2 separate regions of the Homo sapiens genome follow, and region 1 is linked to region 2. Evidence: read pairs that join two places in POLR2A ChIA-PET (ENCODE). Cell type or tissue: A673. All regions are shown on one strand. Each heading gives the region's core, and the rest is flanking DNA. Links, peaks and the distances in the headings are about the cores only.

Region 1 (5,830 bases), core at 845-4,844, 850 kb after region 2:
GTTTGTTTATATAATAGATTGTGTGATTGTGTGTGTATAGGTATGTGTGTATGATTGTGTGTGTTGGGGGCGCCACCTTTATGAACATTATGCTTCGGCGTTCTTTTTAGATCTTGTTACCTTTTCTTACGTTCACAAATGTTGCCTAGCAATATGTCTAGTCAGGAAAGATGAAGGGATTCTTATCTTGGTGCTTGAAGAAAATGTGGTGTAGTTTTATTGGCTTTGTGATCACTTACATCCCACTTTTATGAGGATGTAAATGGGCCACCTCTATGTTCCTGTATGTTGCCAGCCATCAGTAGACAATGCTAAAGGAACCACCACTTTTAAACATCATGTGATGGTTTCTTCTGAGAAAGTATATTTTGCAATCTTTTTCTTTTTCATGTTGACTTTTATTATGCAGTTGCATTTTCATATCCGTATTGAACATTTACTTGCTGTGCCTGTCACACGCTAGCAGGTGTCATCTTTTCCTGTTTGCTTGTTTCTTGGGGCCATCCTAGTGTTAAAGGCCAGTGTTTTTAAGGTGTCAGCAGCTCTGGATTGGCAGTTAGCACTTTCCCCATGTACTGCCTCAGTTACCAGACTGGGGACAAAAGAGAGAAGGTTAAAGAATTATCACCTATGTCCGTGGTATTCTGTCATAGAGAGTATAAATTTCCTACAGCAAACTGGAAATTAATTGCAATTCTGCAGTTAGAACCTCCAAATACAAATGTGGATGATACAATTTCAATTCTCATTGAGAGTCAGCCCATGAAACAAACCAACAGTAAGAAACTCTGTAATTAGAAGTATCCCAGTCCTCTTCCTCAACCGAGGAACTTGTTTTCTTTCCCCCTTTCTATTGCCAGATAAGCTATTTATTTATTTAAAGCTTGTTCTACACCTTGTGATTTTCCAACTGTTCTTCCATACTTTTTCAACAAAAGTCAGCTAATAACATCTGCCAACATGCTCTGCACGCAGGACTGGCTGGGGCTGGCATGGCCTCTTGCCAGCAAACAGCCTGGTTGAAATTTTTTCTCATGGTCCAAGATCTTTCCTTGGAAGCTTTCTTTCCTTTCACAGCTAATAAAATGGCCATATCTTTCAGCAGGGAGTTTTTTCTGTTTGTTTGTTTTTTCTATTTTTAACAGAATCATATACAATAATGATTATTTTATTAGAAGTCTTCTGAAATAATTACTTTTCAAGAAAGAATCAATTATATAAAAGTGTAGAGATTTAAAAATATGTTACAGGTTCACAATACAAATACTAGTAGCACTACCAATAATGAACATCACTAATTATTTTCTTTGTTTCATATAGGAAAGGCAAGTATGGGAGGAGAAAGGTGAATAGCATTTTATTGCTTGTGAAATTTTCTTTCTTTTTTTAGTTCTTTGCCCTGTAGGTGTTTGACAGTATTTTGTATTTAGGTGAGCTCAATCTAAAAACTAAGCAGATTAAGTGGAATGCTATATAACTAGTTAGAATAGCTTTAATTTAAAAGGTATTTTAAGAGGGAAAGATTTTTAACTTCACAGGTTTCTGTCAAAGGATATATTTAATCTTTAAAATGAGTGGCACCATTTCATTATATTTCATTTTATTAGATAATGTTGTTCAGTAGCTCATTTGAGAAATTCCATTCCTCTGATGAACGAACTGTGGACAGACTTTTCCTCATCTAGGGTTTATAAGGAAACTTCTTGCACTTTACCAGCAAATTTATTTGCTAATGTTTCAACTGAAATTTCACAAGAGTTTTGTAACATGCTAACTCTGTGTATGGGCAACAGAATGACTTACATGAGAGAATATAACTGCTGTTTGGATCATTTGCTATGTATGGCATTGCAAACATTTAAAGTATCAGGATTTGTTAATGGAATTGATCAGCCCCTTGGAAATTATAAAGGCTTTCTACTTGTGTGTTTATTATTCTTGTTAAAAATATGGATCAGTCTCTTTCCTAAATGTTCATTTTATGAGGGAGGATTTTCTAAAATAAATGATTATTTAATGTGCATATATGATAGAACAAACTACTATAACTTTTTTAAAGTCTTATCAATTGAATTAATACTGTTTAGAAAAATATGTTGTAGTTACAAATGCAGCTAATCCAGTATTCTCAACATTTTTTCATTATAAATATAATTATGTTGAAGAAATACATAAATGCCCAATTAAAAAGTGACTGCGGTTAGGAGTTGAAAATATTTATTAATATGCCTCTGGATTTTGTTCTGTTTGAATTTTGAGAATGTGTTTCTAGATTTAAGAAGCAACACAAGCTTTTTTTCCCAGAAGGCTTCCTATTATTGAAATGGAAATTATACATTAATGACTGTATAACACTAGTAGATATTTTTAAAATGCAAGAGCATCTTCTTAGATCATTACTTTTCCTTGGAATGCTTGGCCCCTGTAATATAATACACCGGTATTTTGCATGATGAAATTGATGTCCTGTGTGTTGCTTCATGTTGCTATCCTAGCTGCCGATTAAAACGTTTTTTTTTTTTCATGCCAGAGCAGAACAAAATTGTCTGCTTCTCAATCTGCACATCATAAGCAGATGACATTAAAAATGTCTGTAAGATGACACAGCTATATTTTCTGGGAGAGGGCGGGAGGATGCTCAGCGAGGGTGGCCCGGAGTGTCCTTGTACAGAGTACAGATGTTATGAAGTGGGGAAGACCAGCCTGTGTTCATTGATTCACCTATTGATTCCAGGAGCAAGCTCACCCTGTTTCATACACTGCTCAGGAGGTAAACAGGAGGAAGGGAGCCAGCCTGGCTTTTTTGCCACATGCTCTGCTGTTTGGTAGAACTGTATTATAGTCAGAAACCTTCCGCTTTTCTGCAGTTGTTTGCATGCTGTTTCCAAGGCTAGCCCTCTGAGTCTGTTTTCTAGAGTTGTTTTGAAATTCAACCTAAAGATAACAGAGGAAATGTGACCCTCTCTTGTGAATGCTGCCACCAACTGGCAATGTTTCTTCCCAAGGCAGATTCAGGGTTCTGGCATGAGTTGTCACAAATACAGTGGTGGTTGCTTTGAGAGAAAGGTGCTTACAACCTGACATAAATTTGCTTTGCATGAAACTTTAAGGAAATTAATAGAAGTAAGATTAAACAAAGAAATTTTGATAGTGAGTGACTAAGAGCAATATCAGATGACAAATGAGGGAAGAGAACATTAATAAGTGCAATACTTTATTTTTTATGGTTGAATTAAGTATCAAGCAAATATGTTCATATTTTCTAATGCAATTTATATCCCAATTTGCATAGTTACTTATACAGTTTAATAGAAATGTATATCACTGCCCACTTAAGAGTTTAGAATACTAGCCAACAAAATAAAAACAAGAATCTAAATTCAGTATTATTTTAGAATGTTTACCTAATCAAAAATAAGTTATAATCAAGATTTGCTTATCTGGCAAGCCAAGTGTTTTTTAATTGTATTTCTCCCCTACATTGACCTTTAAGTCTCACATTCTTTTTAGGATAAGCCAAAGTCATCTTGAAAGATTGAAAAGCAAATTGGAAAAAGTAAGATAGGAAAGAAAACATACTCTGAAAATGACACATAACAAAAATGTATTTTAAAAACATAAATAACAAATGGCAATAAGCATCGAATGTCACTATCTTTTTGATTGCGTAAAATTATTTGAACTTACATACTCATTACTAATTTGGCAATTCTAAATTTACAAATTACACCTTCCTTCTTAACTGCTTTATTCTCAATCTTTAGGCATTGCAAATAGAAGATATTCAAGTTAGTCAAAGTGTTCAGAGCTGTTATTCAATAGAGTGAAGGGATCTGAAAACTTATTTGCTACTGAACATGTCGTTGAGGTACTTTTATGGATGAAAAAAAGTTGATATATAAAATATCAATAATAGTAATAGCTTGTGAGAGTAGTTTGTCAGTATACTCACAAAGATCATGAATTTGACGCTTACTAGTATGAGGGATAAATAAAAAACATTTTATAATATGTAGCTACCATAAAGATACGATTATGACACAACTGAGAATTGAGCGGTCTTTTAATTCTCCTTTTGAGTAATCTTTACCAACCTGTCCTCTGAGCCTCCGTGTATATGCTATGTTTAAGACCAATGATTAGCTATTTATACATGAATTTTCCATTTTTCCTTGTTCAAAACACTTTTGTCACACAAATAATATTAACTAAACTAAAGTGACTTGAGGGAGTATGGATTAATGAGGTTCACAAGAAAATAAATAAAGCAACAACTTGTGAAATTTAGGGCAGATGCCATTTATTGCCATTTCCCGCTGACTGTTAAGTAGAGATTTCAGTTCAGATAAACACATTCTAAGAATTACTACTGAAAGTGTAAACATCAGCCTGCATTTTAGTACTTGCTGGTTCTTTAGTAAAAATTTCGAATGTCAGCCCAAGGTTGTCTTGCTAAAAGAGAAAAAAAATAGGAATTATATATTGAAAACATCTTAAAATTATATTTTATACTACAAAAATTTCCTTTTAGGTAGTAAAAGTGAGAATTTAAAAACATGATTCTCACTGCTACTAAAAGCACACAGAAAATGAAATACATATTTTTGAGACTTGATACTTACCTGTTTTATTTTGATAAACTTGTACCTAGTTTTAAAGTTTCTTCACACTAAAAGTACACCACAATTTCAAAATGGCACCCTTGTCTCTCACAATATAAACTTTAAAGGAAATTAATATCTAGATCATCATTTTGCTTTGTTGTTTTAAATATCATCATGTTTTAGTTACAGAATAATACAAAAGTGGGCTCACCCTTTATCGTGAAGGTGCATTTATGGCATTTTCAATTCAAAATATAAAAATCCGCAAACATTGTTACTAAAAATGTGCTAGATATTTGTTAAGCCTCAAACGTATACTAAGAATTACCCAGAACATAGGTCTTTGCCCCATTAGCTTTCTGTCTAAGTAATAAGGCACTATTTTCCTCAACTATTTCTTTCCTCAAATATTTTTTTCTTGTGTCTTTTGTTACAATATTGCCACACATAATTTGAAGATAAAAATTGCCATATATTATAACCATCATCTGGCTTTTTTAAAAAAACTTTCTTAGTGCTTGATTTTAATGTCCAATGCTGCAATTTTACCTTCTTCTTACTAATGGTGTAGAGTAGAGAAAGTGACTTTTATCTCTGAGCTGAGGAAGTTTCTAAATTTCATTTCACAGAAATTAGTTTTAATGAGTCAAACAGTAATTCTATTTCTTTTATTTTTAGGTTGCTTCCTTTAGAAGGTACCGTTTTGGACTCTTGACGCTGCCTGGGTCCATAGTGTGAGGACCCATCTGTGTAGTAGAGAATAATACTCAATAGATGTAGTGATGTAGTTATGCTGTGTGGTGGTAAATTCATTCTAACCCAGTGAAATGTTGGATTCGGTCAAATTTATCAACGTTTCTTAAGCACCTACTTTGTACTAGACACTGATCCTGTGGACATCAAAATGCAAACCGACCACAACCACTCAGCTGTGTCTGCTGGGAAAGGCCCTCCTCTGTGCGTCTCTCCTGCTCCCACGCCTGTTAGTGGGTCAGTGAAATACGCAAGACCCTGGCTTTGCTTTACTCAAGCCTTTTTTAAGGGTTGTGCTTGCAGCAAACCACACTAAGAGGTGAGGTCGCATTCCAGAACAAAGTGCGGGCCTGCTTATTTCCTGCTACAAAAATGGTGGATTACCCAAGTCCTTTGTGTCAGCCGAAACACAGCCCACTGCAGGCGTGGCATCCAACAGGCCCCGCCCTGTTGCCCCATGCTGCCCGGGAAGC
Region 2 (4,000 bases), core at 1-4,000:
TTTTTATTTTTTTTGAGACGGAGTCTCACTTTGTCGCCCAGGCTGGAGTGCAGTGACACGATCTCGGCTCACTGCAACCTCTGCCTCCTGGGTTTAAGCGATTCTCCTGCCTCCCAAGTCGCTGGGATTACAGGCGTGAGTCACCACACCCAGCTAATTTAGTATTTTTAGTAGAGATGAGGTTTCACCATGTTGGCCAGGCTGGTCTCGAACTCCTGACCTCAAGTGATCCACCTGCCTCGGCCTCCCAAAGTGCTGGGATTATAGGTGTGAGCCACCACGCCTGGCTAATTTTTTGTATTTTTAGTAGAGATGGGGTTTCACCATGTTGGCCAGAATGGTCTCAATCTCCTGACCTCGTGATCCGCCCGCCTCGGCCTCCCAGAGTGCTGGGATTACAGGCGAGAGCCACCGCCACCGGCTTTGTTTCTTCTTTAGCTAAAATATGTCATTGATTCCAGTTAGTGGTGATTTCAGTTTCCGCAGGAAGAGATGTCCTCTCTGAAAATGGAACTTAGTGGGAAGTGAGAAGGACATTTAGAACAGTTGCGTTAGCAAATCAGCTGATCAGGGTTCCAGCCCCAAATAATCCGAACACAGCACAGCACATGAGGCTGAACTGTACTACAGGGTATTGTACTTCTGACTCTGTCTCGTCTAGATTTCTTCTTTCTCTGCTGTGACCACATATAGAGTTAATGCTTTTGAGCAGTGCTTGTTGTAAGAACATTCTTCTGGGAGATAAAAAAAAAATAATATTAGGTTAGAGCAAAAGCAATTGCAGTTTTTGTCATTACTTTTAATTACTTTTGTACCAACCTAATAGTAATTAAAGAAAGTAGCCCACCTTATTCTTAAATAAAACTTTTTAGGATCACCTGTTAAGATTGAAGAGGAAAAGGGAAAAAGGGAAGGGCACTCTCAACTGCATTTGATAATGACAACATTAAGACTACTTTTTCACTTTATTGGTTCATTTGTGTAATTTAATTTCCACCCCCCACTTAAAGTTTTTAATTCCCTAACAAATCAGAAGTAAATGTCTACTGATATAAATCTTGCTAATTTAGTTTTTATTTTCGTAAATGTTGAGATTTGTTGTTAACTGTTTGAAGTATTTGATACCTTAAATGTAATTATTGAAGTTAAGGCATTAAAAGCAGAAAATTGGGTGGAAAGATAGTATGAGAGCGATTACTAAAGAATAATGTCTAAAGAGCCTACAATATCATAATTCCATTTCAATTTATTTCTAAAGAAATATATACTTTGCATGTTTTAAAATTGAAGATATATTTGTCAGAGATGAAGCACCTGAGTTTAATCATATTTTCCTTATAACACTTTTATTAGTATTTTTAATGGGTGTAATTGGTTTAGACAACTGTAGAGTTATTTTCTAAATAGGAACAATATTGCAAAATGGCAGTAGTAATAGTAAATGAGTAACCCAGTTTTTGCTAGGTCATAATATTGCTTCATTTCCTAAGTGCGTGAGAAAGATATAACAGAATGCTAATTATTTCTCTGAGTCAACAAACATATTAAGCCCAGTATGCGTGCTTGTCTCGAAGTTTCCAGAATCCATCTTTTGTAAAACAGGTTTTAAATATTTTGTATTGATTCAGTATCTTTCTATGTAACTGATTGCTTCACAATATTCTTGTGTAACTTACTTCGATTTCTCACACTAACATCTCTAAATTAGAATATTACAACTGGAGCTGAAGCACATCAGTCCAAACTTTACTGACAATTAGTTTCAGAATTTTTCACTTTCCATTAATTTTTTAATGTAAATGTATGATGACATTTAGACAATGTGATTGGGTCTTTCTGGAAAATTTCTTTAATGTAGAAGTGATTGTGACCTGAAAGCACAATTCATGGCCAGGGACCACTTATTTGGAGGGTTATTCATTATTTGAACTTTGTTATTTCATAACTAGCGTTTCTTATTGAAAATATGTAGCATATAAGTAATCACAACAATGGTTCTGAAACACATCCTTGACTAGAAATTATTTTTAAAATAGGAGCCAAATCCTATGCAATAGAACATTAGGTGTCAAAATGGAACCCACATTTCTATTCTTTTTTTATCTTGACTTATTAGGATTAATTATAATTAACTAGGCATTTTTACTCAGCTTTTACATTTAGCAGAAAAGAAAATTTAGATTATTTAGTTTTATTTACTTTATGAGTCTATTCTGAAATAGCCAGATCCAATATCCTATTACTGATGTCATTTAGTTACATACATTGTTTTGGATAAGTTTACCTCAGTAGGTACAGCCTATATTTGAATACGTTTTTGTGGTTGAAAAAAAATCTTCCTGAATTTTACTTTTAAAGATTGCCTGTAGAGTGTACACGTTTTACTCATTTTAAGTTCTTCATTAAAATCTCAATTTTAATGAATCTTTAAAGCTGGAGGTGCTGATGTTTCTAATTAACATGTCAGAAAGGTGTTTAGCATGCTTCCCCCATGATATCCTGAAGCCAGACTTCTGAGCTGTGTACCTGGAAGGTGCGTCTGTGTGCCTGGGGGTAGACATGCCATTTTTTGAAGATAAAATTTGCTGTTTGTCTAATTATCTTATCAGTGAAGGCAATCAGACTAAGTAAGTGGAGTATTTAAATTTCTGTTTGTCAGTATTTTATTGTATCTCCATCCCTTCCCTCCTCCCCATTTTGTCATACTTCCTTCCAGAGCATCTCTGATCAATATTTGTATGTTTGTTTCTTATACTAAACTCTCTTTACTAGATAACTTTTCCTAATACGTTCTTTGTTAGAGTATTTGTTTCTTTTGATTTTGGCAAAAAAAAAAGGGGGTTTGACTTTTATGGCATAAATTTTTCACTTATTTTGACAACCTTTGACCAAAGGAAACGAGTAGAGCTGGTGTTCACTATGGACTTATCAGCCAGCTATGTATGGCACTTCCAGATATACTGGGAACCTATTGGGTAAAAATGTAACCAACTAGGTATACATATGGAAACTTTGAAATACATATGGAAACTTCCAGGTATGTGTAAACCTTCTGTACACCCAATATTAATTTAAATTTTATGAGAATCCACCAGGAATTTTAAGACATGATCTTTATCTGTAAACAAGTTCATGACATTTAATTTTTTGTTAAATAGGAGTTATTAAATATTTAAATGTATGAATAAGTGAAATGCGGAGAAGAGAGTGTATTGGTCAGGGTTCTCCAGAAAAACAGAGCCAATAGCCAAGAGGGTATGGATCTATACAGAGATAGAGATGGATTTTTTTTTTTATTGAGATATAGTCTCGCTCTGTCACCCAGGCTTGAGTGCAGTGGCAGGATCACAGCTCACTGCAGCCCCAGCCTCCTAAGCCCAAGTGATCCTCCCACTTCAGCCTCCCAAATAGCAGGGACTACAGTTACAGGCCACTATGCCCAGCTAATTTTTGTATTTCTTGTAGAGACTGGGTAATTAAAATTTTCTTTTAGTCCTGCTAAGCTGAAAGAGGTTGCTTAATACATTTGTGGGTTACATTCAGCGCGATGTTGTTCACACCATACTTTATCAGCATTTGATGAAGGTCAGGGGTGGGCCTGGATGAACCTGCCTAAGAATACCTTTGTCAGTAGTAACTATCTGTACATGGTCATGTGTCTGAATCAAATAAACTATAATATTTGCATATTACTAAAGTTTTGGTGAAGATGCCTATGTTAGTCGGTATTTAAGACACAGGGTTGGGTTGAAGTTTATCCTTCCTGTTGGTGCTGTGGACATGGCCTTACACATGCTTTCTGGTCACCTTCTCCCCTGAGGAGGACTTCAGCACCTGTTCAGCCTCGCCTGCGGCATATTTCTGTGTGCATGCGCGCTGCCCTCTTCCTGTACAGAACCCTCCCTAGGCTGAGGATGTCTTGGTGTGAGTTAGAGAAAGTTCTGCCCACCTCTCCCTCCAGTCAGATGCAGCTCCCCAGGCCTTGAGTTGTTAAACTAAT

The links. Peaks named below come from ENCODE experiments on the same cell type or tissue, not always from the same donor. Only the 100,000 strongest peaks of a DNase experiment are listed, where the experiment ranks them.
Region 1: POLR2A ChIA-PET joins it to region 2 with 5 read pairs; 4 of 35 experiments call an interaction of 5 or more read pairs at or near these places.

Annotation. Positions count from the first base shown.
Region 1 is chr13:109,788,539-109,794,368 of GRCh38, forward strand. It overlaps LOC124903211 (WAS/WASL-interacting protein family member 1-like), which reads left to right. Exons shown (of 2, transcript XM_047430835.1): 2 at 1-2,458. Among named protein-coding and RNA genes, the nearest start is that of IRS2, 4.9 kb to the left of the region's middle. In A673, for the core only: a CTCF peak has its summit at 2,991 (motif pointing left); DNase peaks (open chromatin) are centred at 993 and 2,953; H3K4me3 peaks cover 1,958 bases; H3K27ac peaks cover 2,055 bases.
Region 2 is chr13:108,943,462-108,947,461 of GRCh38, forward strand. All of the region lies in intron 16 of MYO16 (myosin XVI), which reads left to right. Among named protein-coding and RNA genes, the nearest start is that of MYO16-AS2, 160 kb to the right of the region's middle. In A673, for the core only: no CTCF peak of the experiment used is centred there; no DNase peak of the experiment used is centred there; H3K27ac peaks cover 789 bases.